Linked DNA regions of Homo sapiens: regions 1 and 2 are each linked to region 3. Evidence: chromatin loops called from intact Hi-C (ENCODE). Cell type or tissue: ascending aorta. All regions are shown on one strand. Each heading gives the region's core, and the rest is flanking DNA. Links, peaks and the distances in the headings are about the cores only. Region 1 overlaps SF3B3 (splicing factor 3b subunit 3). Region 2 holds the start of SF3B3 (splicing factor 3b subunit 3). Region 3 overlaps VAC14 (VAC14 component of PIKFYVE complex).

What was found. A loop is a pair of places that touch in the nucleus more often than their neighbours do. Peaks named below come from ENCODE experiments on the same cell type or tissue, not always from the same donor. Only the 100,000 strongest peaks of a DNase experiment are listed, where the experiment ranks them.
Region 1: it touches region 3 in a loop (2.1-fold over the local background); 2 of 110 quality-filtered maps call a loop at or near these places.
Region 2: a loop joins it to region 3, with 2.9 times the contacts of the local background. A loop is called at or near these places in 6 of 110 quality-filtered maps.

The regions. Positions count from the first base shown.
Region 1 is chr16:70,572,140-70,583,509 of GRCh38, forward strand. It overlaps SF3B3 (splicing factor 3b subunit 3), which reads left to right. Exons shown (of 26, transcript NM_012426.5): 26 at 1-5,529. It also overlaps a transcript of IL34 not described here. Among named protein-coding and RNA genes, the nearest start is that of SNORD111, 40 kb to the left of the region's middle. RefSeq lists enhancers at 3,533-3,602, 7,263-7,768, 7,769-8,274. In ascending aorta, for the core only: no CTCF peak of the experiment used is centred there; a DNase peak (open chromatin) is centred at 5,312; H3K27ac peaks cover 2,123 bases.
Region 2 is chr16:70,523,802-70,534,300 of GRCh38, forward strand. It overlaps SF3B3 (splicing factor 3b subunit 3), which reads left to right and starts at 15. Exons shown (of 26, transcript NM_012426.5): 1 at 15-127; 2 at 2,786-2,925; 3 at 5,072-5,398; 4 at 6,944-7,116; 5 at 8,678-8,819. The coding sequence starts at 2,856. It overlaps SNORD111B (small nucleolar RNA, C/D box 111B), which reads left to right and starts at 5,698; the gene lies at 5,698-5,798. RefSeq lists an enhancer at 559-1,296. In ascending aorta, for the core only: a CTCF peak has its summit at 5,789 (motif pointing right); no DNase peak of the experiment used is centred there.
Region 3 is chr16:70,745,193-70,747,692 of GRCh38, forward strand. The region is part of intron 12 of VAC14 (VAC14 component of PIKFYVE complex); the gene reads right to left. Among named protein-coding and RNA genes, the nearest start is that of VAC14-AS1, 8.7 kb to the right of the region's middle. RefSeq lists enhancers at 875-1,375, 1,376-1,876, 2,121-2,500. In ascending aorta, for the core only: no CTCF peak of the experiment used is centred there; DNase peaks (open chromatin) are centred at 1,159 and 1,649; H3K4me3 peaks cover 393 bases; H3K27ac peaks cover 2,500 bases.

The DNA.
Region 1 (11,370 bases), core at 4,163-6,662, 170 kb before region 3:
AATTTTTAATTGGTTTTCTTGTAAATACAGTTTTGTACAATGTTATCTCTGTGGGAGGAAGGAGGCAGGCTGTGGTGGGACTGGGTAGGGTATAGTATCACTCCTGAGTTCCACTGCTCTAGAATCTAACCAGAAATAGAAACCTAGTTTTTAAGGTGACTGGCATCCATGTGTCTTGTTCTGGAGATGAGGATGTAGGTGGGAGGTTTGAACCCAAGTTAGAGCAGGAAGAACTGAGTAGACTCCTTCCTTCCAGATACCGACTTGGACTTGCGGCACTCTGTGGCTCCCCACCCCCAGGTCTGTGGTGGTTTCTTTGTTTTTTCCTGGTTCTTTTTGCTGTGCTGATGAAACATGACCTCAATAACCATGTGTATACCCACCCCTCTTCCCACTGGGTATTGAGGAAGGGTGGCTGATTCTTCCTCCTCTTCTACTCTGAGGATGTTAGTATGGGGATTTTAGCATGAATTCTAGCTGGGGAGTCTTAACAGATGCCCCTTTTACTGATACAGCACCTAAAGCGATCTTTGGCTCCATAGGACCATAGGAAGGGTCAGTACAGAAGAACCTAGATACTGCCCTGCCCCTGAGAACTGTGTATATGTGGGGCCTGTCTGCAGCACCCATCTCAGGTGGGTTCCAGAGGGCCTTTAGGGTATAATGAGAGCCTGTTAGGTGGAAGAGGCCCAGTTCCAGAAATGTTCCAGCCCACCCCTGAGAATTCCTCCTGTTTAGTTGTGTGGGAAGCCCTCGTCTTCCAGGCTGTCCTTGCGCCTTGAACCTGGAGAAGTGAGCTCACTGTTCTCAATACTTCACAAATGTAAAACTTTCTTTCGTCTGCATGTGCTCAGCCATCTAAATTGAGCAAATGATCTGGTGAGCACTGGGTTAGAATCAGGAATGGTGGAATACAATCTGAACCTCTCAGAGCCCAGAACAGAGGGTTCCTGACACTGTGACACTGTCTCCTGGAACTAAGTATCTCTTGAATCATGACTTGGTTTTAGATCAGTCAAGAGAGACCCAGGTTTTGCCAGGAATCGAATCCCTAAATAACATGTTTTTTTCTCACTTAGCTCATGAATTTGCATAGTAGACAGTAGTTCTGAATTAGATTTTGAAAACCTAATTTCAGGGCTCATTTTTTCCTGTGGCCCTAAATCCATTCTATCAAATTGTGTGATACTGACATGCAGTCATCTGAGGAACTCAGCGTAGATACTTGAGCAGCTCCTCGCCTCTTTTCTAACTCAAGTTTGACTAAAATACATACACTCCGTACAGAAGGTAGGGGGTTATGTAAGAAAGGAAAACCTAATCTATGGAATCAGGAGTTGTCACCACCGAGCTTCCTCTGGAAGTCTGCCCATCAGCTTGCTTGTTCTCTGTTAAGAGGAAGGGCTAGGACAAGGATTTGGGCTTGAATATGTGGAAAGGAATTTTCATAGTTGTTGCTGCAGGACCTACAAAAGTTTAAAATTAGATTGGATGTGACTCAATGACAAGTCCCATCTGTGTAATTGTTAAGGGGACCTGATTGACTCCTGTGGTTTGATTGAGCAACCAGGTAAATAGAGACCTCTCTCCAGCTTTGGCAAAACCCATCAGAGGCTGCTGCAGAACTCAGACAGAGGGATCTGCCCTTGGGTTTGCTTCCATCCTGTTCCATTGCTAAGCCCTTGTGACTTGGATCCTAGGACTGAAAAGTTTTTAGCTGCCTCAGCTTTCCCCTGACCTTACTGGCAGAGGTTCTGCAGATGTTTCCTTTGGAAGATCTCTTGCCAAGAATAGCATTCCTTTGGAGGAGGGGGGTTCTAGTTGGAATGTTGCTTTTCTTGGTTAGTGTAAATGTATTGCTAGTGAGACAGCTGCCGGCGCTGGAAAAGGCTCGTCTCACAGGGAGAGTGCTGGTCCCCAGAATGTGTGCTGTTCCCACGCTGCTGCCTTTCTTGAGCTTGTTAGAGGAAAGCCAGAAAGGCATTCAGATGGGATCAGTCTGGCTTTCAAATTTTTTTTAATTCCTAAGTTCTGTTTTATTTTTTAATTTTTTAAAAAAAATTTTATTAGAGACAGTCTCTCTCTCTTGCCTAGCTGGGAGTGCAGTGGAGTGATCATAGCTCACTGAGGCTTGAACTCCTGGGCTCGAGCAATCCACCTCAGCCTCCAGAGTAGGGGAGACTACAGATGTGTGCCACCATACTCAGCTAATTTTTAAACTTTTGTAGAGACAGGGTCTCCCTGTGTTGCCCAGGCTGGCCTCGAACTCCTGACCTCAAAAAATCTTCCTGCCTTGGCCTCCCAAAGCACTGGGATTATAGGTGTGAGCCATTGCGCCTGGTCATAAATTCTTGTTTTTTTGTTTGTTTGTTTATTAGAGATGGAATCTCTCTCTCTTGACCAGGCTAGAGGGCTGTGGTGCGATCTCAGCCCACTGCAACCTCTATCTCCTGAGCTCAAGCGATCCTCCTTAGCTTCCCAAATAGCTGGAACTACAGGCATGTGCCATCACGTCCAGCTAATTTTTGTATTTTTAGTAGAGAAGGTTTTACCATGTTGGACAGGGTGGTCTCGAACTCCTGGCCTAAAGTGGTCCACCTAGCTCAGCCTACCAAAGTGCTGTGATTACAGGCGTGAGCCACCATGCCCAGCCTCTAAATTCTGTTTTCTATTCAAAGTAAAAATGACATGTGTTTGAGTCATCCACTTGCTCATTTGCATATGGAATATTGTATGTGAATATTTTATTACACCCTTAAAATTAATTTTCAAGGGCTATATGTAGAGCTCAGAAGAAACATCTCTGCTGCTGAAATCAAACCTGGTCCAAAAAACGTCACAACGGAGGAAAGGAATAGATGGCTCTCGAGGACAAGATAGGGACTCTTAAAACACCTGCTTGGCCATGGTTGATTGACATTTGAGTGATCTGGTAGCCCAACACACCCTGTGAAGTTCAGGTGAACTGAAATGGGCAGGTGTAGGCTACACACCAGTCTGAACCAGCACAACCAAGAGTTGTTTCTCTTTTTTTTCTTTTTCTTTTTCTTTTTTTTCTTTTTTTTTTTTTTTTTTTTGAGATGAAGTCTTACTCTGTTGCCCAGGCTAGAGTACAGAGGCACAATCTCGGCTCACCACAGCCTCCGCCTCCTGGGTTCAAGCAATTCTCCTGCCTCAGCCTCCCAAGTAGCTGGGACTACAGGCATGCACCACCATGCCTGGCTAATTTTTGTATTTTTAGTAGAGATGGGGTTTCACCATGTTGGCCAGGCTGGTTTCGAACTCGTGACCTCAGGTGATCCACCCACCTTGGTCTCCCAAAGCGCTGGGATTACAGGCGTGAGCCACTGCACTTGGCCAGGAGCTGTTTAAGCCATCAGGAGACATGCTGACCCACTAGAAGAGGCTGCTACGCTCATTTCTTCCACAAACGTTTACTGGGCACCTACCATGAACCACCACCTCCCAGCTCTGTTCTGCACCCAGAGGTTGGAGGAGAGTTTATAACCAGGCAGTCTCTGTCGCTGTGAGGTTGGTGGTGAGGTGAGTCTGCCAGAGGGCCTGCCACCAGTTTCAGAAGAGCCTGCAGCCTGCATCTGATTTCCTCAGCCACAACCTTGGGACTTCAGGAAAAATCAGAAGGTCCCAAGTCTGAAAAATGAAGAGGTGGGGAGTGGGCAGCAGGGGTTTTAGGTCAGGAAATGGTAGGAAACCTGTAGTTGTGGCTCATAATCCTAGTGGGATATTAGAACCCTCTTCATTTGTCAGAACAGATTCCTGGGGTCTGCTCCCAATTATTCACACGGTGGTTCATGCCTGGTAATCCCAGCACTTTGGGCGGCCAGAGGCAGGCAGATTGCTTGAGCCCAGAAGTTTAAGACCAGCCTAGGAAACAGACCCCATCTCTACAAAAAATTCAAAAAGCCGGGCGTGAAGCCCTGTTTTTTTTTTTTTAAAAAAAGAGTCTGCTGGTGATGTCTGGGCATGTGTCTGCTTCACAGTCCAGTGTTATGATCAGTAGCTGTGATGGACAATGAACATTGCTGCTTGTTCAAAATGAAGAAAAAAAATATCAAAGAAAACCAGGTTTGGAAGTTTCAGATTTGGAAAAGGAGCTGGGCCAGCCCATCTGGAATAGCTGAGGGGCCCTGTTAGCCCCACCCTACCCCACCCCACCCCCGTATGCAGCATCTCTGGCGGTGCCCAGAGGCAAGCCCCCTTCAGTTTCCCACCTCTCACTCTGCCTTCCAGAGCCTAGTCAAGTTTTAAATTCCCAGGTCCACTCAGCAGAACTTGCTCCCTTCTCTGACTGCAGTCTCATAATGAAAGGAGAGGTGCTTTCAGTTGGGTCATTTGGTAGCGTTTAGGCTTAGAAGTTACTAATTTGGAGCCGTGAGTATATGTGTATAAGCTAGTAACACGTGATGGTCAAGGGAAGTACTACCATTTCCTGTGGGTTATTAGGGCCTCCAGCTGTTATGAGGACACACTGGGGAATCTCAGCTTTAGGGAGTCGATGATGTAACTGGAGAAAGGCAATGCTGCCCTCATAAAGCAATCAGAAACGAGATTCCACCTGCCAAATGCCAAGAGGCAGCAAAGTCCATGAAGAGAGCACTGTATACAGTCAGATGACCTGGGCTCACTAGCCTCTAAGCATAGTCTTGGTTTCCTGCCTGTAAATTGGTAGAATAAGACTGATTTACTGGGCCTGGCATGGTGGCTCACACCTGTAATCCCAGCACTTTGAGAGGCTGAGGCAGGAGGATCCCTTGAGCCCAGGAGTTTGAGACCAGCCTGGGCAACATGACAAAACCCCATCTCTCCAAAAATACAAAAATTAGCCAGGCATGGTGGTGCACACTTGTAGTCCCAGTAATTAGGGGGCTGAGACAGGAGGATCACTTCAGCCTATGAGTTTGAGGCTGCAGTGAGCTGTGATTGCGCCACTACACTCCAGCCTGGATGACAGGACGAAACCTGTCTCAAAAACACCAAAAAACAAAAACCGGTCTCCTGGGGTCATGGTAGCACAAACGCACATGACTGAGTGCTCAGGGGTTCTGAGGCTTGTCCGCTGACCTGGGGCTCTGGCCCTGGGAGATCTGGGGGACCTGCTGTCCTATATGTGATGCTTTGAAAGAAAGGGGCATCATTCCAAGCCAAGAGGCCCCAGAGAGGGCACCGTGCGGTGTTCAGGCTTCTGTGAGGCCCCAGTGAGATCCTGTGGCTGTGCCCCCATCACCTCCACCCACTCTGCCCTCCCACTAGCTGCCCAACGGATGAATCAACGCCTTGGCAGAGTTTTCCAGCAGGGCCTTGCAGAGAGTGTGTGTGACCTGTGTGGCCACTGCCTTGGGGACGGGTGAGGAGTTAGCCTGGAACATTCCAGCGTGGGCATTATTGTCCTGTTGCAAGTTCAGGGCAAAACCAGGAATCCAGTTTTGTCGATCCAATTGAGAAAACATTTCATGAACAACTACTTGTGGCATGCATTGGCACTCGGAATAAAGCGCACTATTGTCACTAGGTTGGCATTTCTTTTTCTTCTTTTTTTTGTTTTTTTATTTTTGAGACCGAGTCTCACTCTGTCGCTCAGGGTGGAGTGCAGTGATCTTGGTTCACTGCAACCTCTGCCTGCTGGGTTCAAGCAATTCTCCTGCCTCAGCCTCCCGAGTAGCTGGGATTACAGGCGCCTGCCACCACGCCCGGCTAATTTTTGTATTTTTAGTAGAGATGGGGTTTCACCATGTTGGCCAGGCTGGTCTCGAACTCCTGATCTCAGGTGATCCGCCTGCCTTGGCCTCCCAAAGTGCTGGGATTACAGGCGTGAGCCACCGCATCCAGCAAGGTCAGCACTCCAGACTAGGTTGGCTGTGGAAGACTGGGTGTTAATAAGGGGTTCCTAAATCCAGGATTCTGTGCTCACATTCAGTGAAACACTACAGACTCCCCTCTTGGATAGTTTGAGGCTTTGAACACAGCCGTTCTCCTATCCTCCCCCACTGGCCCATCCCTAATGAATCCAAATGCAGTCTAGTAAAATCAGGAAGCCTGCTATGAAAACTTGACAGAGATATTGAAGATGCCCCTGCAGTTGCCCACTCTGACCCAGGTGAAGGGAGAATGGCTGTACCTTTGGTGATGGTGCTGAGGGAAAGGACCTCAACTCCCGTAAGTGCTGGGTCTGAGGCCACGTGTTACACCAGGACAGGTCCTGTGTCCCTCAGGAAAACCTGGCTTTGGGGTCAGACCTCAGTAACCAGCTGGGGAATCTTAGGTAAGATTCTCTCTCTCTCTCTCTCAATCTCTCTTTTTTTTTTTTTTTTTCTAAGAAAAGAGACAGGGTCTTGCTCTGTCATCCAGGCTGGAGTGCAGTGGCTTGGTCATAGCTTAGTGCAGCCTCGACCTCCAGGGCTCAAGTGATCCTCCTGCCTCAGCCTCCCGAGTAGTTATAACTACAGGCATGAGCTACCATGATGCCTGGCTAATTTTTAATTATTTATTTATTTGCAGAGATGGGGGTCTTTCTATGTTGCGCAGGCTGGTCTCTAACTCCTGGGCTCAAGCCCCAGAAAAGGGGTGAGGAATCTTACCCAAGGCCAGGCACAGTGGCTCAAGCCTGAAATCCCAGCACTTTGGGAGGCTAAGGCAGGAGGATTCCTTGAGGCCAGCAGTTTGAGACCGGCCTGGGCAACATAGGGAGACGTCTGTATCTACAAAAAAATAAATAAATAAATAAATAAATAATTAGCTGGGTGTAGTGGTCCCAGCTACTTGGGAGGCTGAGGTGGGAGGATCGATTGAGCCCAGGAGGTCAAGACCACAGTGGGTTGTGATTGTGCCACTGCTCTCTAGCCTGGGCAATAGAGTGAGACATTGTCTAGAAAAAAGGCAAGGCATGCCGGGTCATGCCTGTAATCCCAGCACTTGGGAGGCTGACATGGGCGGATCACCTGAGGTCAGGAGTTCAAGACCAGCCTGGCCAACATGGTGAAACCCCATCTCTACTAAAAATGCAAAATTAGCTGGGCATGGTGGAGCGTGCCTGTAGTCCCTGCTGTGAAACTCCGTCTCAAAAAATAATTAAAATTAAAAAAAAGATTATTCACCTTTTGGAGCTCATGTCTCTTCATCTGTAGACTGGGTAACTCATTGGTGCTCAACAGGGATGATGTATCAGAGAAAGGCCTTTTCTTCCACCTAATGGACCCCCAGTCCCACACACACACACAAACACACACACACACTCCAGTCACCACCACATCACTCAGTTTTGTGTTTTGTTTCGTTTTTTTAGAGACAGGATCTCGCTATATTGCCCAGGCTGGAGCACAGTGGTTATTCACAGGTGCAGTTGCAGCTCACTGCAGCCTCGAACTCTTGGCCTCAAGAGAGTCTCCTGCCTCAGCCCCCTGAGGCTCATGTCACTACACACTACACCCAACTCCCCATCACCTGGCTTTTAGTTTTATGAGACGAAGCTTTTGTCTAGGCCGAGTGTTCTGGAGAGGAGCTGGGGTAGTCCCTTAGAACAGTCCAAGCTGCCTGGGAGCCAGGGCCTGGGTTTGGGGGACTTCTTGTAGTCAACTGGCTGGCGCCCTCAGTCAGAGCAGTCCCCTGGCGGGTCCTCTGGGTTGAAGACTCCCTCCTACTTCACAGTCCAAGGCAGGCGGGGGCCACGTGGCCCTGCCCCGCCCCTGCTGGCTTCGGTTCCTGAGCAGAGCTGCAGTGGCCTGCTTTCCCCGCCCTTCTCATCAGACGGGAAGCCTGGACTGTGGGTTGGGGGCAGCCTCAGCCTCTCCAACCTGGCACCCACTGCCCGTGGCCCTTAGGCACCTGCTTGGGGTCCTGGAGCCCCTTAAGGCCACCAGCAAATCCTAGGAGACCGAGTCTTGGCACGTGAACAGGTAAGAAGGCAGCAGGCTTTCTCTCCTATGCCTGGCTTTCCTCTGCCTCTGACGGCCTGGCTTCCCCACCCCGATTCTGCTGCTGCTTCACTGATCCCAGGAAGAGGGACCTGAGCTAGACTTGACAAAGACAGTCCCAGCCAAGATGCTCTGAAGTATGCCTCAGAGAAGTATATCTCAGCAGAACTGTCTGCTCTGGGTTTCAATTTTTAACCTTTGCCTTCATCAGCCTTGCAGGAAAAAGCCGATCCACATAACCATAAAGCAAGTCACTTCTCTGTGTGTGCCCTTCAGAGTTTAGTCAATTGACAAACCTACATTCTCAAATGGTTGGCATGGGCCGTGGGGCGCTGCTCCACTATATATTGCCGTAGGTCTTTGGACCTTAATGTACTGTGTGTGTGGATTATCACTTGCATGTATTACTTTATCAAAAATTAATTGACTTGGCCAGGCGCAGTGGCTCACGCCTGTAATCTGTAATCCCAGCACTCTGGGAGGCGAGCGGATCACTTGAGGTCAGGAGTTTGAGACCAGCCTGGCCAACAAGATGAAACCCTGTCTCTACTAAAAATACAAAAGTTAGCCGGGTGTGGTGGTACATGCCTGTAATCCCAGCTACTTGGGAGGCTGAGGCAGGAGACACACTTGAAACCAGGAGGTGGAGGTTGCAGTGAGCCGAGATCACACCACTGCACTCCAGCCTGGGTAACAGAGTGAGACTATGTCTCAAAAAAAAAAAAAAAATTAATTGATTTTAAGTTCTTTAAAGGAAAGAGGCAAAAAAGTCAACAGCATAGGTAAGTCTTTCTCATGCAGGTGGGATTTCTGAAATTAAAATGAAGTGTTCTGCTTTTAAACTTTGCATTTTTTTTTTTTTGAGATGGAGTCTTGCTGTGTCGACCAGGCTGGAGTGCAGTGGCGTCATCTCAGGTCACTGCATCCTCTGCCTCCTGGGTTCAAGCGATTCTCCTGCCTCAGCCTCCTGAGTAGCTGGGATTACAGGCACCCGCTACCACACCTGGCTAATTTTTGTATTTTTAGTAGAGACGGGCTTTCACCATGTTGGCCAGGCTGGTCTCGAGCTCCTGACCTCAAGTGATCCACCCACCTCGGCCTCCCAAAGTGCTGGGATTACAGGCGTGAGCCACCACGCCCGGCCAACTTTGCACTTACTTTTAAATGCACATAAACCAACTAACTAGATGTTGTTTTAAGGTCCACGTGGTATTCACCAAGTTAACAGACCCATCCCTGGACGGGCAGCCTCTGTCCGCTGATGAAGTTGAGTTGCTTCTAGGTGTTTTGCAATGAATAATTCGACTTTTCTGGACAACTCTGTGGAAATAACTTTTTTTTTTTTTTTGGTATTTGAAGTTATTGTTTTTTCCCCCCTTTTCCTTGGAGTGTATTCTGCATCCAGAATGAATACTCTGGGCCAAGGGCAAGAACATTTTTGAAGCTCAGCTCACGGTATGTGTGGGGTCAGCTCACTCATGAGAATTACGGGACTAATTTACTAATTTCCAGGGCCATGGTGGCAGAATGGGCTGGGCAGGGGATTTGAGATCTCTGGGATTTCTCAGGAAGGGGACAGAGACAGTCTAACGCAGTGGTTAGGAGCTTGGCTTTAGAAGGCTGACTAGTCTGGGTTTGTATGCAGTAGCTGCCTGACCATGAACTTCCACCACGTAACTTCATTGTGCCTCAGTTAGTTCATGTGTAAAATAGAGGTTATAAAACTTGTTAGGGGCCGGACATGGTGGCTCATGTCTGTAAGCCTAGCACTTTGGGAGGCTGAGATGGGTGGATTGCTTGAGCCTGGGATTTCGAGACCAGCCTGGGAAACATGGTGAAACCCTGTCTCTACAAAAACAAAAAACAAAAACAAAAACAAACAAAAACTTTTTAGGGATGTTGGAAGTCAGAGATCCTGTTTGTGAAGCATCTAGCATAAGGTCTGGTGCTTAACAAGCACCCCTGGAGGCCCCCTCTTCCCCAAGCCTGGGGCTTTAACTAGCCAGGCAAAATTGATAAGGTCAAGTACATCTTCTTGGCCCAGAGCCTATTCTTACCCAGCTTCATCGTAACTAGAGTGAAAGGCTTCATTGCCTGTTTGAGGATATTTTGACTAGGCCTCTGTCTGTCCCAAGGATGGCAGGTGGAGCATCAGGCTCAGGCCTCCCTCTGGGGGACCCCCAAGCTTTCATCCCCCTCTGTTGTCACATCTGGATGCCACCATTCTTATCTGTCAGCCACCCTCCTCGACATGCAGGTTTAAGGGATCCTTGGACAGACTGGAGAGTTTCTGGAACATCTGTGGGTTCACCTGCCCAGCCCCAGCCCGCTGTCACCGGGGTAGGTTACGCACATGGCTCAGCAGAAGGAGCGTAGGCTCTGGAGCTGGTCGGGCTGGATTCCGGTCCTGGCCACACCACTTTCCACATGTGGGCAGTGACTGGACCTCTCCGACCCCCAGTTTCCTCATTTGCAGAATGGATGTGTTAATACCTGTGGCCTAGAATTACGTGAGATCACACAGATAAAGCAGTTGGCCCCAAGGAGCCCTTACCGTGGAAGTCAAGGCTGCACTCCAGAGCCTTCAGGAAGGTACTGGAATTAGCCATAAAGGACAGGCAGAAAATCCATGTGTTCATTTTCTCAGACAACAAACACTGATTGGGTTGGCCAGCCCTGGTGCTGGGAAGCAGGGAGAGACATGCACAAGATGCCTCTCTGCTGTTGACACAGGCACACTGCCCCCTGCTGCAGAAGCAGGAGAGACAATGGCCCAGTCAGCCTGGGTGCTTGGGAAATGGCTCCATGCTTAAGGATGAGGAACAATTGATTAGGCAGAGATTGGAAGGAAGCTGGCATAGCAGGCCTGGAAGCCGAGTTGAGTTTGGAGAAGGGAGAGATGTTTGGGAGACCTGCAGGGCTGGATGTAGGGAGCGGCGGAGTGGGAGATGAGATGAGGGGAGGTGGTAGGGATACGATTTTGAAGAACTTCGAAGATCAAGTGAGAATTTGGATTTGATTTCAATGACAAGGAGTTTTTTGTTGTTGTTGTTTGTCTTTTTTGAGACGGAGTCTTGCTCTGTCACCCAGGCTGAAGTGCAGTGTCCCGATTTCAGCTCACTGCAAACTCTGCCTCCTGGGTTCAAGTGATTCTCCTGCCTCAGCCTCCTGAGTAGCTGGGATTACAGGCACGCGCCACCATGCCTGGCTAACTTTTGTATTTTTAGTAGAGATGGGGCTTCTCCATGTTGCCCAGGCTGCTGACCTCAACAGATTCACCTGCCTCAGCCTTCCAAAGTGCTGGGATTACAGGCATGAGCCACCGCACCTGGCAATGATGAGATTTAAGCAGGTTTTGAGATGCCTGTTCTTGCGGCTTCGAGGGACGAAGCGAGTGTTAGCAGCTGATGTTGTTGGTGGCCTGGTATGCCTCCAGCCTTCC
Region 2 (10,499 bases), core at 4,537-7,036, 220 kb before region 3:
CGCGCCACCAGAATGTCCCTGTCTTGAGGTCTAATGGCGGACGCCAGTATGTTGGAGTTGGTGGTGGCTTAAGTTTTGAAGGGAGGTAGCATCCGTTGGATATCCACACCATCCTTCTCGCTGCAGGGTAAAAAAACAGCCTGGAGACTTCCCCGGGCCCGGGGAGGCGGAGACCGGCCATATGGAAGGGGGACCCGAGACTTTGGCGGGGGTCACGGGCAGTCTAGGCCCGAGAGGCTGGGGACCAGGAGGAGGTACCGAGGGATGGTTGAGGCGCCAAAACGGCTTCCTGCAGTTATCTCTCGCTTCCATCCACAGTGTGGGAACATATTCTATCTCAAAATAGGGCTCGTGGAGATTGCTTTTAACTTCTGGGGACTCTGAGACGGGGGAGGTGTGACAAGCAGCGGGAGGCATGGATGTCTCCCTCTGGGTAGAGTAAATGGTACACCGAGGGGAAGATAGAAAGATGGAGCGTGTTAAAAGCGTAAATAACGGAAACAGTCTTTAGAGCCAAGACTCCGGTTTGAATTTGTATTTTGGTAGTTGGGCAACTTGTCTCCTCCTCTGAACCTCTATTTTCTCGTTTGCGTAATGGAGGACAGAGTTTAAATGCGATGATGTTTCCTTGGAGGATGGAGAAGATGCAGTGAGCAATCATACAAGCTTTTTGTAATAATGGTAAACAGACGTGGGGGAAGTTTTTTTTGTTTTGTTTTGTTTTGTTTTTGTGACGGAGTCACAGTCTGTCGCCCAGACTGGAGAGCAGTGGCGCGATCTCGGCTCACTGCCATCTCTGCCTCCCGGGTTCCAGCGATTCTCTTACCTCAGCCTCCCGAGTAGACTAGCTGGGATTACGGGCGCGTGCCACCACGCCCGGCTAATTTTTCTTTTTTTGAGACGGTGTCTCGCTTTGTCGCCCAGGCTGGAGTGCAGTGGCGCGATCTCTGCTCACTGCAAGCTCCGCTTTCCGGGTTCACGCCATTCTCCTGCCTCAGCCTCACGAGTAGCTGGAACTACAGGCGCCCGCCACCGCGCCCAGCTAATTTTTTGTATTTTTAGTAGAGACGGGGTTTCACTGTGTTAGCCAGGATGGTCTCGATCTCCTGACCTTGATCCACCCGCCTTGGCCTCCCAAAGTGTTGGGATTACAGGTGTGAGACACCGCGCCCGGCCCAGACGTGGGGGAAGTTTTAAAGCTTACCAAATTTATCTGGTATGTATTTTTTGTTTGTTTGTTTTGTTTTTGAGACGAAGTCTCGCTGTCGCCCAGGCTGGAGCGCAGCGGCTTGATCTCGGCTTACTGCAGCCTCCTCCTCCTTGGTTCTAGCTATTCTCACGCCTCAGCTTCCCGAGTAGCTGAGATTAAAGGCGTGTGCCACCGCGCCCGGCTAGTTTTTGCATTTTTAGTAGAGGGGTTTTCACTGTGTTGGCCAGGCTGGTCTCAATTCCTGACCTCAAGTGACCCATTTGCCTCGGCCTCCCAAAGTGCTGGGATTACAGGCGTGAGCCACCACTGCGCCTGGCCTCGTATATAGTTTTTCTAGTACTGGACTGATCCTCCGAAATGCACCTTCCTCCACGATCCAAAGTTAAGGTGTCGCTGGAGAACCTGAATCCAACTAGATTTGGGAAAAAATGAATTCCAAAGGTTTGTAATGGATTGTATCAGTTATAAGGAAAGGGGAAAGTAGACTGTTTTGATCAGCTACAAAATATGAAAAGTAACTTGCGGGGAGCTGTTCAGGGATTCAGAAGCAGCTCCTAGCTTCCTCTCTTTTGCTTTTTTTGTTGTTTCTCCACTCCCTGGTCTTTCAACATCGGTCCTTTTCGTTCATGTTTTACTGTGGTCCTAGAACGTTAAACATATACCTTAGTCTATGGGCTGGGCGCGGTGGCTCAACGCCTGTAATCCTAGCACTTTGGGAGGCGGAGGCGGGCGGATCACGAAGTCAGGAGATCGAGACCATCCTGGCTAACATGGTGAAACCCCACTAAAAATACAAAAAATTAGCCGGGTGTGGTGGCGGGCGCCTGTTGTCCCAGCTACTCGGGAGCCTGAGGCAGGAGAATGGTGTGAACCCAGGAGGCGGAGCTTGCAGTAAGCCAAGATGGCGCCACTGCACTCCAGCCTGGGCGACAGATTGAGACGCCTCAAAAAAAAAAAAAAAAAAAAAAAGGAAAAAAAAAAGATATACCTTAGTCTCAAGTAGAAAATTTTATATCTCTCAGGACCCATTTCTAGCCTGGAGCATTGATCTTGCCACCCTGCTTTTGCTCAGCCCAGAAAGTTATTTATGAGGACGTTTACTCATAATTCTCTCTTCTCGTTTAACAATAAAATCAAATATGTATGTTAATTCTATACTAATGACCTTGGATTTCTCAAGGTCCCGTGCTTTTTATTTATTTATTTTTTTTTTTGAGATGAGGTCTCATTCTGTCGCCCAGCCTGGAGTGCAGTGGCATGATGTTGGCTCACCACAACCTCCGCCTCCCAGGTTCAAGCGATTCTCCTGCCTCAGCCTCCCGAGTAGCTGGGACTACAGGCGCACAGCACCATGCCCAGCTAATTTTTGTATTTTTAGTAGAGACGGGGTTTCACTGTGTTGCCCAAGCTGGTCTCGAACTCCTGACCTCGTGAGCCACCACGCCCGGTCACATATGTTGTTTCTTAATAGGGCTTGCTCTGCTGGTTCTGCTGTCTTCATCCAGAATTTCCCATACAGAAATGTCTGTTGAAGTAATAGTCTCCCAGCTATTTTTCTGTTTTCTGTTTTCTTAGCTTTCTTGGACTCCGTACTGTTGGTGTAACCAAGGCCTGGAGGTCTGGGTGGCTCAGGTTTCCTGCAGCCATGTTTCTGTACAACTTAACCTTGCAGAGAGCCACTGGCATCAGCTTTGCCATTCATGGAAACTTTTCTGGTAAGTTCTCTCGTTACCATCTTTTGAAATTTTAAGTGAATTAATACATATCTTGCTTAGTCTCTTGTGCAGGAAATGTTTTCCATTTATGACAAAACAGTTGTTGGTAAATGTAAACAATTCAAATTATGAGATGAGGTGTTAAGTTCTGGTGCATTATCTGTTACCTATTTCAGATGCATTTCCTAGTTCACAAATTGTGTAATGATTCTTGTCAGGGCACACTTTTCTTGGCTGCTTACCTAGTGCCAAGTCGTGTGCCTATTGCTGTAAGACATACTGAGATGTGTAAGACCTGATCTTTGATCTTGAATTTGACATCAGGTTGGGTAAAAAGAATGTCTGAAGGTGTTTGTCTGGTTATCAGAGAGTAATTTAAATAAAGGGAAGGTTGGACCTTGGTTTGGTGCTTGAAGAGATAGAACTTTTGTATGAGAGAAAAGGGAAAATGCAGTTTAGGTAGGGAGTGCTGTCTGCATAGAAACAGATAATTTGCTTACGTTTACCATGTGGGGAATATTTTTGTAAAGATGGATTAAGGCTAGGTTTGAATTGTGTGAAATTTCAAATATTGGATTAGGAAATACAAAGTTACTGAAAGTGAGGTACTAATGTTTATAAAATAAAAACTTTTTCTTGCCATTTGCAGATTTAACATTTTTGAGTCAATCCAAGTAATGCAGGAGGTTCATGATTGTGTAGAGTAAGACATAATTTTGTTGAGGTTTAACTCTGAATACTTAATGTGGTACTGAATACTTAATGTGGTACTGAGAGGCAGCCTAACTGACCACACAGCATTCATATTTCATGTTGTTATTTTCTCTGATCCTCATTATGGCTCTTCCTGCGGGTTTGAGTCTTCATTTGGGTAATTTAGTTATTCTTTGCTGCATTTGATTAAGGAAATACGTATATGGGAATTTGGAGATTTGTGACTGACTTCACTATGTAATGCAATGAATCTCAGCTGGAGTTTGGATAGAATTTTTGAAAGCACGTTTTTGTTTTTTGTTTGTTTTGTTTTTGTTTTTTGTTTGTTTTGTTTTTGTTTTTGTTTTTTCCTTGAAACAGAGTCCTGCTCTGTCACCCAGGCTGGAGCGCAGTGGTGTGATCTTGGCTCACTGCCACCTCCGCCTCCTGGGTTCAAGCGATTCTCCTGCCTCAGCCTCCTGAGTAGCTGGGATTACATGCGTGCACCACCATGCCCGGCTAATTTTTCATATTTTTAGTAGAGATGAGGTTTCACCATATTGGCCAGGCTGATCTCGAATTCCTGACCTCGTGATCCACCCACCTTAGCCTCCCAAAGTGCTGGGATTACAGGCATGAGCTACTGTGCCCTGCTGAAAGCACATTTTTAATACTAATTTTATCTTTCAAATTCCTTTTCCAATTCAGTCTTCCTTTTTATCTAAAATGATGGAGAAGTTTTCTTTTTTTTTTTTTTTTTTTTGAGACGTAGTCTTGCTGTGTTGCCCAGGCTGGAGTACAGTAGTGCGACCTCGGCTCACTGCAAACTCCGTCTCCCAGGTTCAAGCGATTCTCCTGTGTCAGCCTCTGGAGTAGCTGGGATTATAGGCACGTGCCACCACACCTGGCTAATTTTTGTATTTTTAGTAGAGATGGGATCCCACCATGTTGGCCAGGCTGGTTTCAAACTCCTGACCTCAAGTGATCTGCCTGCCTCAGCCTCCCAAAGTGCTGGGATAACAGGTGTGAGCCACTGTGCGTGGCCTTTTTTTTTTTTTTTTTTTTTTTTAGAGACGATATCTTGCTGCGTTTCCCAGGATGGAGTGCAATGGCAGGATTATAACCCACTACATTCTCTGAACTCCTGGGTTCAAACTGTCCTCCCACGTAGCTGGGACTAGAGGCACAGGCCATCACACCTGACTAATTTTTTTTTGAGACGGAGTTTTGCTCTGTTGCCCAGGCCGGAGTGCAGTGGCACAGTCTTGGCTCACAGCAACCTCTACCTCCTGGGTTCAAGCGATTCTCCTGCCTTAGCCTCCCGAGTAGCTGGGATTACAGGCATGTGCCACCACGCCTGGCTAATTTTTGTATTTTTAGTAGAGACGGGGTTTCACCATGGTGGCCAGGCTGGGTTCTGGTTGTTTATGATCTTTATTTTTTGGTGATCTAGGAACCAAACAACAAGAAATTGTTGTTTCCCGTGGGAAGATCTTGGAGCTGCTTCGCCCAGACCCCAACACTGGCAAAGTACATACCCTACTCACTGTGGAAGTATTCGGTGTTATCCGGTCACTCATGGCCTTTAGGCTGACAGGTGGCACCAAAGACTACATTGTAGTTGGCAGTGACTCTGGTCGAATTGTTATTTTGGAATACCAGCCATCTAAGAATATGTTTGAGAAGATTCACCAAGAAACCTTTGGCAAGAGTGGATGCCGTCGCATCGTTCCTGGCCAGTTCTTAGCTGTGGATCCCAAAGGGCGAGCCGTTATGATTAGTAAGTGATTTACTCTACTTGCTGTATATGCCTAGTTTAGGATAACAATGCTGTGCTCTTGGTGGTGTGCCAGTGCCAATTAATTACTTATGTGGGTTTGGCATCATGTTTGGATTTACTCTAGGTTTAAAGTTGCATTTCCTTTTTAAAAGAGTTGCATTTTCTTTTAAAACAATGGGAAAAATCTTAACACACCTTTCTACTTCCCATCTAGTTGGAAATGGGTGTTTTTCAATTTCTTTTTCTTTGGCAAAAAGACTACAATGAAATGATCTTATGTTATTAGACAGTGAATATCGTTGCTTTCATCAGCCTGAAGTGATGATTCACATTCATGTCTCTTCTCTGATAAATTCTTGAAGAAAATTTTTGTGTGTCTGATCAGGCCTCTAGAGGGCAGTCATAAATCGTTAGATCTATTTCAGAGAATAAGGCTAATGATAATTTTATGAATTACTGTTTTTCAGTATCCTTAAATGTAGGACTCATTAAAAAATTTTGACTAGTTAGTGGGATATTTAAGACCTGTATTAGGAAGAAGGGGGCCACAATGATGCCATTGTCTTTAAAAAAATTTATTTATTTATTTTTAAGAGATGGGGGTCTCAGCCGGGCACGGTGGCTATTTATCTTTAAAAGAGATGGGGTCTCAGCCAGGTGCGGTGGCTCACACCTGTAATCCCAGCACTTTGGGAGGCCAAGGTGGGAGGATCACTTGAGGTCAGGAGTTTGAGACCAGCCTGGCCAACATGGTGAAACCCAGTCTCTACCAAAAATACAAAAAATTAGCTGGGTGTGGTGGTGGGTGCCTGTAATCCCAGCTACTTGGGGCAGGAGAATCGCTTGAACCCGGGAGGCAAAGGTTGCAGTGAGCCGAGATAGCGCTACTGCACTCCAGCCCGGACGACAGAGTGAGACTGCATCTCAAAAATAAATAAATAAATAAATAAATAAATAAATAAATAAATAAATAAGAGAGAGATGGGGATCTCACAATGCTGCCCAGGATGGTCTTGAATTCCTGGGCTCAAGCAATCCTTCCTTCTGTCTTGGCCTCCCAAAGTGCTGGGATTACAGACTTGAGCCACTGTGCCCAGCTCCACTATTGTCTATTCTTTTTTTTTTTTTTTTTCAAATGAGGCAGAGTTTCGCACTTGTTGCCCAGGCTGGAGTGCAGTGGTGCGATCTCAGCTCACTGCAACCTTTGCGTCTCAGGTTCAAGCAATTCTCCTGCCCCAGCCTCCCAAGTAGCTGGGATTAGAGGCATGCACCACCACACCTAGCTAATTTTTTGTATTTAGTAGAGACAAGGTTTTACTGTGTTAGTCAGGCTGGTCTTGAACTCCTGACCTCAGGTGATCCACCCACCTCAGCCTCCCAAAGTGCTATTCTGATGATAGAAAACAGAATCCTGAGTTTTTATACTTGTAGAGTTACTGCTGTTAATAATGATTAAAAGAAAAGCATGATGTGACTCTAGCTGTTCTATAAGTCTCTCTTCTCATTATCTGGGAATCTTGTATGTTTTATCTCCTTCAACTACAGGTGCCATTGAGAAACAGAAATTGGTGTATATTTTGAACAGAGATGCTGCAGCCCGACTTACCATTTCATCTCCCCTGGAAGCCCACAAAGCAAACACTTTAGTGTATCATGTAGTTGGAGTAGATGTCGGATTTGAAAATCCAATGTTTGCTTGTCTGGAAATGGATTATGAGGTAATGGGGACCCTGTCTCTTTGCGTTTCTTTCAGTCACCTCAGTGTTTTTTTTTAAGATTGTTTTCCGGCCGGGCGTGGTGGCTCACGCCTGTAATCCCAGCACTTTGGGAGGCAAGGCTGGCGGATCATGAGGTCAGGAGATCGAGACCATTCTGGCTAACACAGTGAAACCCCATCTCTACTAAAAATACAAAAAGAAAATAGCCGGGCATCGTGGCGGGCGCCTGTGGTCCAGCTACTCGGGAAGCTGAGGCAGGAGAATGGCGTGAACCCGGGAGGTGGAGCTTGCAGTGAGCCGAGATCTCGCCACTGCACTCCAGCCTGGGCGACAGAGTGAGACTCCATCTCAAAAAAAAACGAAAAGATCGTTTTCTTCCTTGTGCATACCTTTTTTTCTTTTTTTTGAGACAGTCTTGCTCTGTTGCCCAGGCTGGGGTGCAGTGGCACAATCTCAGCTCGCTGCAACCTCTGCCTCAGCCTCCTGAGTAGCTGGGACTACAGGTGCTGCCACAACGCCCAGCTAATTTTTGTATTTTTAGTAGAGATGGGGTTTCACTATGTTGGCCAGGCTGGTCTTCTGACCCCAGGTGATTGGCCCACCTCAGCCTTCCAGAGTGCTGGGATTATAAGGCCTGAGCCACCTCACCCAGGCCCAGCCCCTTATGCATATCTTAATTCTGTCCTGCTAGCAGATCTTCATATTCCAAATGCCTTACTGAAATTCTTTGGGATGCTTCAGAGGTTAAGCAACTATTTAATAGTCTTTCTCTGATTTAAGTAATCTCCCTATGGAAACAAGATATTTATTGGGAAAAGCTTCATGAAAAACTTGAAGCTATGTTTAAGGTATTTTTTCACAGAACATACTATTGTTTTCCTTTAACGGAAGGCAGTATCCTCTAGTAGAGAGCTCCCTGGATCCAGAATTTGGAGATTGCAGTTCTCGTTCTAGCTCTGCCATTATCTTATAGCATAAACTTTGTCAAACTATTTGGCGTCAGCCAGGTGTGGTGGCATGTGCCTATAGTCCTAGCTGCTTGGGAGCCTGAGGCCCAGGAATTCTAGGCTGCAGTGAGATAAGATTGTACCACTGCAGTCGTGTACAGTGGCTCACGCCTGTAATCCAAGTTTGGGAGGCCGAGGCGGGCAGATCACCTGAGGTCAGGAGTTCGAGACCAGCCTGACCAACATGGAGAAACCCCATCTCTACTAAAAATACAAAATTAGCCAGGCGTGGTGGCACATGCTTGTAATCCCAGCAACTCGGGAGGCTGAGGCAGGAGAATCACTTGAACCTGGGAGGTGGAGGTTGTGGTGAGCTGAGATCGTGCCATTGCACTCCAGCCTGGGCAACGAGCAAAACTCCGTCTCAAAAAAAAAAAAAGATCATACCTCTGTGCACTGCAGCCTGGGTGACATAGTGAGAACCTGTCTCTCCAAAAAAAAAAGAAGACATTTGTGGACTTCTGTTTCCTCATTTGTAAATTGGAGTCCTGATGTCCTTTCCAGATCTTCGATTTTATGCTGATGATTAGTTTTTATGCCACTATTCTCTGTAGGAAGCAGACAATGATCCAACAGGGGAAGCAGCAGCTAATACCCAGCAGACACTTACTTTCTATGAGCTAGACCTTGGTTTAAATCATGTGGTCCGAAAATACAGTGAACCTTTGGAGGAACACGGCAACTTCCTTATTACAGGTACTTTTCTTTCAGAGCTGCTTTGTACCCTTTTACTTGGTTCATTTTATGCCCAAACCTAATAGGTTTTACTTAAAGGGTTTGGGAATTAATCCATTTGTTGTGAACCTGAATACCTTATCTTTTGGACAGGTTAGAAGTTCATGTGGTGGAGTGATTTTAAAAAGTGTTGGGGATAAAGACTGCCTAGCTCCTTAATAACTCATATTCTACTGAGGGCAGGGAAGAGAAGTTGAAGGGAGCAGTCAGCTTGGAATATTGATTACTGTTAGTTGCTGTGACAGTTTGGCTGTAGTCAGTCTTTGCCTCTCATTCAAACCTAACTCTTTCAAAAGCCAAACAAAATGGACAGACCCCACAAGATGGAACTTGTGAATTTGAAAACTTAAACAAAATAGAAATATTTTTGAAGACGATTACCAGATTGATCCAAAAATAAATTAAGAACTTCAATAGACCAGCGTTAGAGAAATTGAAGCAGTAGTCCAAAGTCACTCTCCCAAAAGATTGAGGTCCAGGATTTTCAGGAAAGCTTTTATCTTCTTGTTGAGGGACATATATGTATTCCGTTTTAAAACAAGTTTCTCGGCTGGGCATGGTGGCTCACGCCTATAACCCTAGCACTTTAGGAGGCTGAGGCAGGAGCATCACTTGATCTCAGGAGTTTGAGACCATCCTGGGAAACAAGGTGAGATCTTGTCTCAATGAAAAAGTAAATATTAAAAAAAAAAGTAAAACAGATTTCTCTAGAGTAGAAAAAGAGTAAATGCTACTGTGCCGCTCTCTGAGTCTAGTATGACTACAGTATCAAAACTAGGGATGGACAGTAACAAAAAAAATTTGCAGGCTAGTTCATACGGTTGTAGATAGGAAAAGCTAACATTCCAGCAAATCAGATTCAGTGTTTTAAATGCACATAGCTAAGTAACGTTTTTGGAGGAGCTAAAAAATGGAAAATATTTTCATGGTTGGAAATCAGTTCACCATTGGAAAATACACGTTACTAATTGATTATATTAAAAGACTAAATGAGTACAGCTACATTTGTGGTCATCTGCATTTCAGCAGGCTTGGGGAAAACTGATCTAGTTCTATTTTGAATCATTTGCACTTCAACTGATGTCTAAAATAAGATGTTGTTTGGGGAAGATACTGGAGAATAAAAATAAAGGACAGCACTTACCTTTGTTAATACGTTAAGCAGATGAATTTTTGATCACACATCTCATTACTTGTAACATATTACCATACCTTTCATTTACAAGGGCTTTTTCATTCTTTCAACACATTTTTATTGAGCCTTTGCAGTCAGTATGTGCTAAGTCAGTCTGCTGGATCTTGGGACTTCAGTGGTGAAAAATTAGACGTGGTGCCGCCTTTGTGCAAGATTGAGTCTGGTGGTGAATACAGATAAATAACCAAAACAATTACCAGAAACTGTGCCAAATGCCATGACAGCACAGAGAAGAGGTTCCCTAAACAGGGAAAGGAAACGAATGTGTTACAGAAAGCTTGCTGGAGTCTCTAAGCTGAGATCTGAGGGCTAGTTAGAAGTTAGCTAGGTGCAGTTGGAGTGGGAGAGGAAGTTTCAGTTGTAGGCAAAGGGAACAGCATTTACAAAAGCCTAAATACAAGAAATAACATGGTCCATTCAAATAATTAAAAGCTCATTATGATTTA
Region 3 (2,500 bases), core at 1-2,500:
GTGGGTGGGGTGAGGCCCCAGCCTGACCACCTGCCTGCTGAGTTCTTCCGAGACAGAGGCAGAGTGGGGCGTGGGACCAGTGCTGAGTGTGAGCGCAGGTCAGCACTGTGTCACAATGTCCCCAGGGCTGCTCTACAGCCCCCGTATCCTTAGAAGCTGCCTCTCCTCGCACAGCACCCATCTTTGCCTGGCACCAAGAGCTGGCAGGGCGGCAAAGTCCAGCCTACCACTCTGCTGCAATGGGCAATAGGGAGAGGGGCCACGGACCTGCCCTGTTGGGAGGGGCTTCAGTGTGTGTGTGTGTGTGTGTGTGTGTGTGTGTGTGTGCGCGTGTGCGCGCGTGTGCCTGTGTGCATGCACCTGCCCCAGGGGCTGCTGAGGCTTCCTGGCCACCTTCTGCTGGCTGTGTTTATCCTGCAGGGAACTCCTCACACTGCAGGTGGTCGCCTGCTCTTTCTGCCCCTCACTCCTCTCTTGCTCTGGGCTAGGGACTATGCCTGTCCCCCCAAAAGGTGTATCTCCAGGACTGTCCCTGCGCCCAGCAGATGCCCAACAAACATCAGTTGACTGGGTGGTTGCCTGTGCCTCTTCCTGGGCTACTCTGAGCCCAGGCCAAGAATAACGACGGCAACCGGGGCTTCAGCCCTGGACCAGGGAAAGTGGGACAGAGCCTGATGGGCAGGGCCATGTGGGCCAGGACCGGCCAGGTGGCTGGAATATGGGAATACAAGATAAGGTTAGCACTGTAGGGCTCCTACTGAGGGATTAAAATGTTGTGGAATTAGATGGGGGTAATGGTTGCAAAAAGCTTGTGAGTATATTAAAAGCCAGTGAATTCTATGCTTCAAAAGGGCAAATTTTATCTAGAAAACAAACAAAAAAGATAAGGCCTACCCCCTCAAAAGCCATTCCTGTCAATGCAAACACAGTGCCAGTGCCTCCCCCACACTGCCCAATTGTCACTTCTCCTCCTGGTTCCTCTAGGCCAGCCCTGGCCGGGAACCCCTTTGCTTGCTCACCCATTCCCGCCCCCTCAGTCTTCAAACAGTGTCACGTGTTGGCACGCAATCTCCCAGCCTCATCCAGGCAGGAGCTGGCACTCGCTCACACAGACTCACTCTCACAGACTCCCCTCCTACTGTCCAATTCTGTCCTTCCCTTCATCCCTCTCCCACTCATGGAGACTGGGATGTCTGTGGGCCCCTGGGACCCTGCTCTGTGCCAGCGGCTGCGTTGGGTTCTGGGGCTGTAAAGGTGAGTCACAGCCACCCCTGCCCGTGGCCTGGCACACAGAGTGGAGAGCTGATGAATCCACGTGGCTGAGACACATGGCTGCCACACAGCCCAGTCATATGGCAGGAGCAAGGGGTGCCCCTCCACCCAGGCCAGGAGCCGGGGAGCCCTGGGTGGGTCTCAGCCTAGAAGTAGGGAGGGCCGAGGCCTCTGCTTCCACTGAGGACAGAGCCTCCAGGGATTCTTTGCTTCAGCCACAGAAGAAAGACACAGGGCGGAGGGCAGGATGGGGAAGTGGCACAGCAATGAATGACGCCGCGGTCCTGCCCGATTCAGCCCCTGCACACCTGCCACGGCAGGATGTACAAAGGCCATGCACACCAATGCTTGCTGGACTGTCCAAGCACGGCCAGGGAGGGGACTTGAGACCAGGAAATGGAGGTGGGGGGAGGATGGGGGAATGACTCATCCAAAATTAAACAGTGAGGCAAGAGTCAAGCCAACAGCTCCTCAAACAGTTACCCAGAGAGCTGCCATAGGTATACTCCCACTCCTAGGCAGTTACCAAGAGAACTGCAAACGTCTGTGCACATCAAACTTATATATAAATGCTCACAGCGGCATTTTTCCTAATAGCTACAAAATGGAAATAACCCAAAGGCCCTGCAGTGGAGACAAGGAGAAATGGAACGTGGCACATCCACACCAGGGAATATTATTTGGTAATAAAAAGAAATGAAGTACCTGCTACACGTGGATGAACCTTGAAAACACCTGCCGAGAAGCCAGCCACAAAGTCCACATCCTGTATGATGACTCCATTAACAGGCAAATCCACAGAGACAGAGGGTGGATTTGTGGTCGCCAGGGGCGTGGGGAGGGAGGCATGGGGAGTGACTCCTAACGGGTGCAGGGTACATACAGGGCTTCTTTCTGGGGTCATGAAAATGTTCTGGAATTAGTACTGATGGTTGTATAATCTTGCGAAAAATACTAAAAGTTACTCTATGGTATACTTTTAAAGTATACAATAGAGTCGTTTTTATGAATTTTATGGTATGTGAATTGTACAAAAAAAGGGCGGGGGGGGCAAAACCCTAAATCAGCAACCTAATTCCTAACCCATTTGCTCTTGCTCTGCCCACAGCCCGAGGTGGTGGGGTCTCACCCACTCCCTGGTGTCTCTCGCCTGATCCAGGGGAGAGGAGGAGCACGGTGAGGAGATCTGTGTCTCTTTACATCACTTTGCCCCCTCGCCCCCATGCTG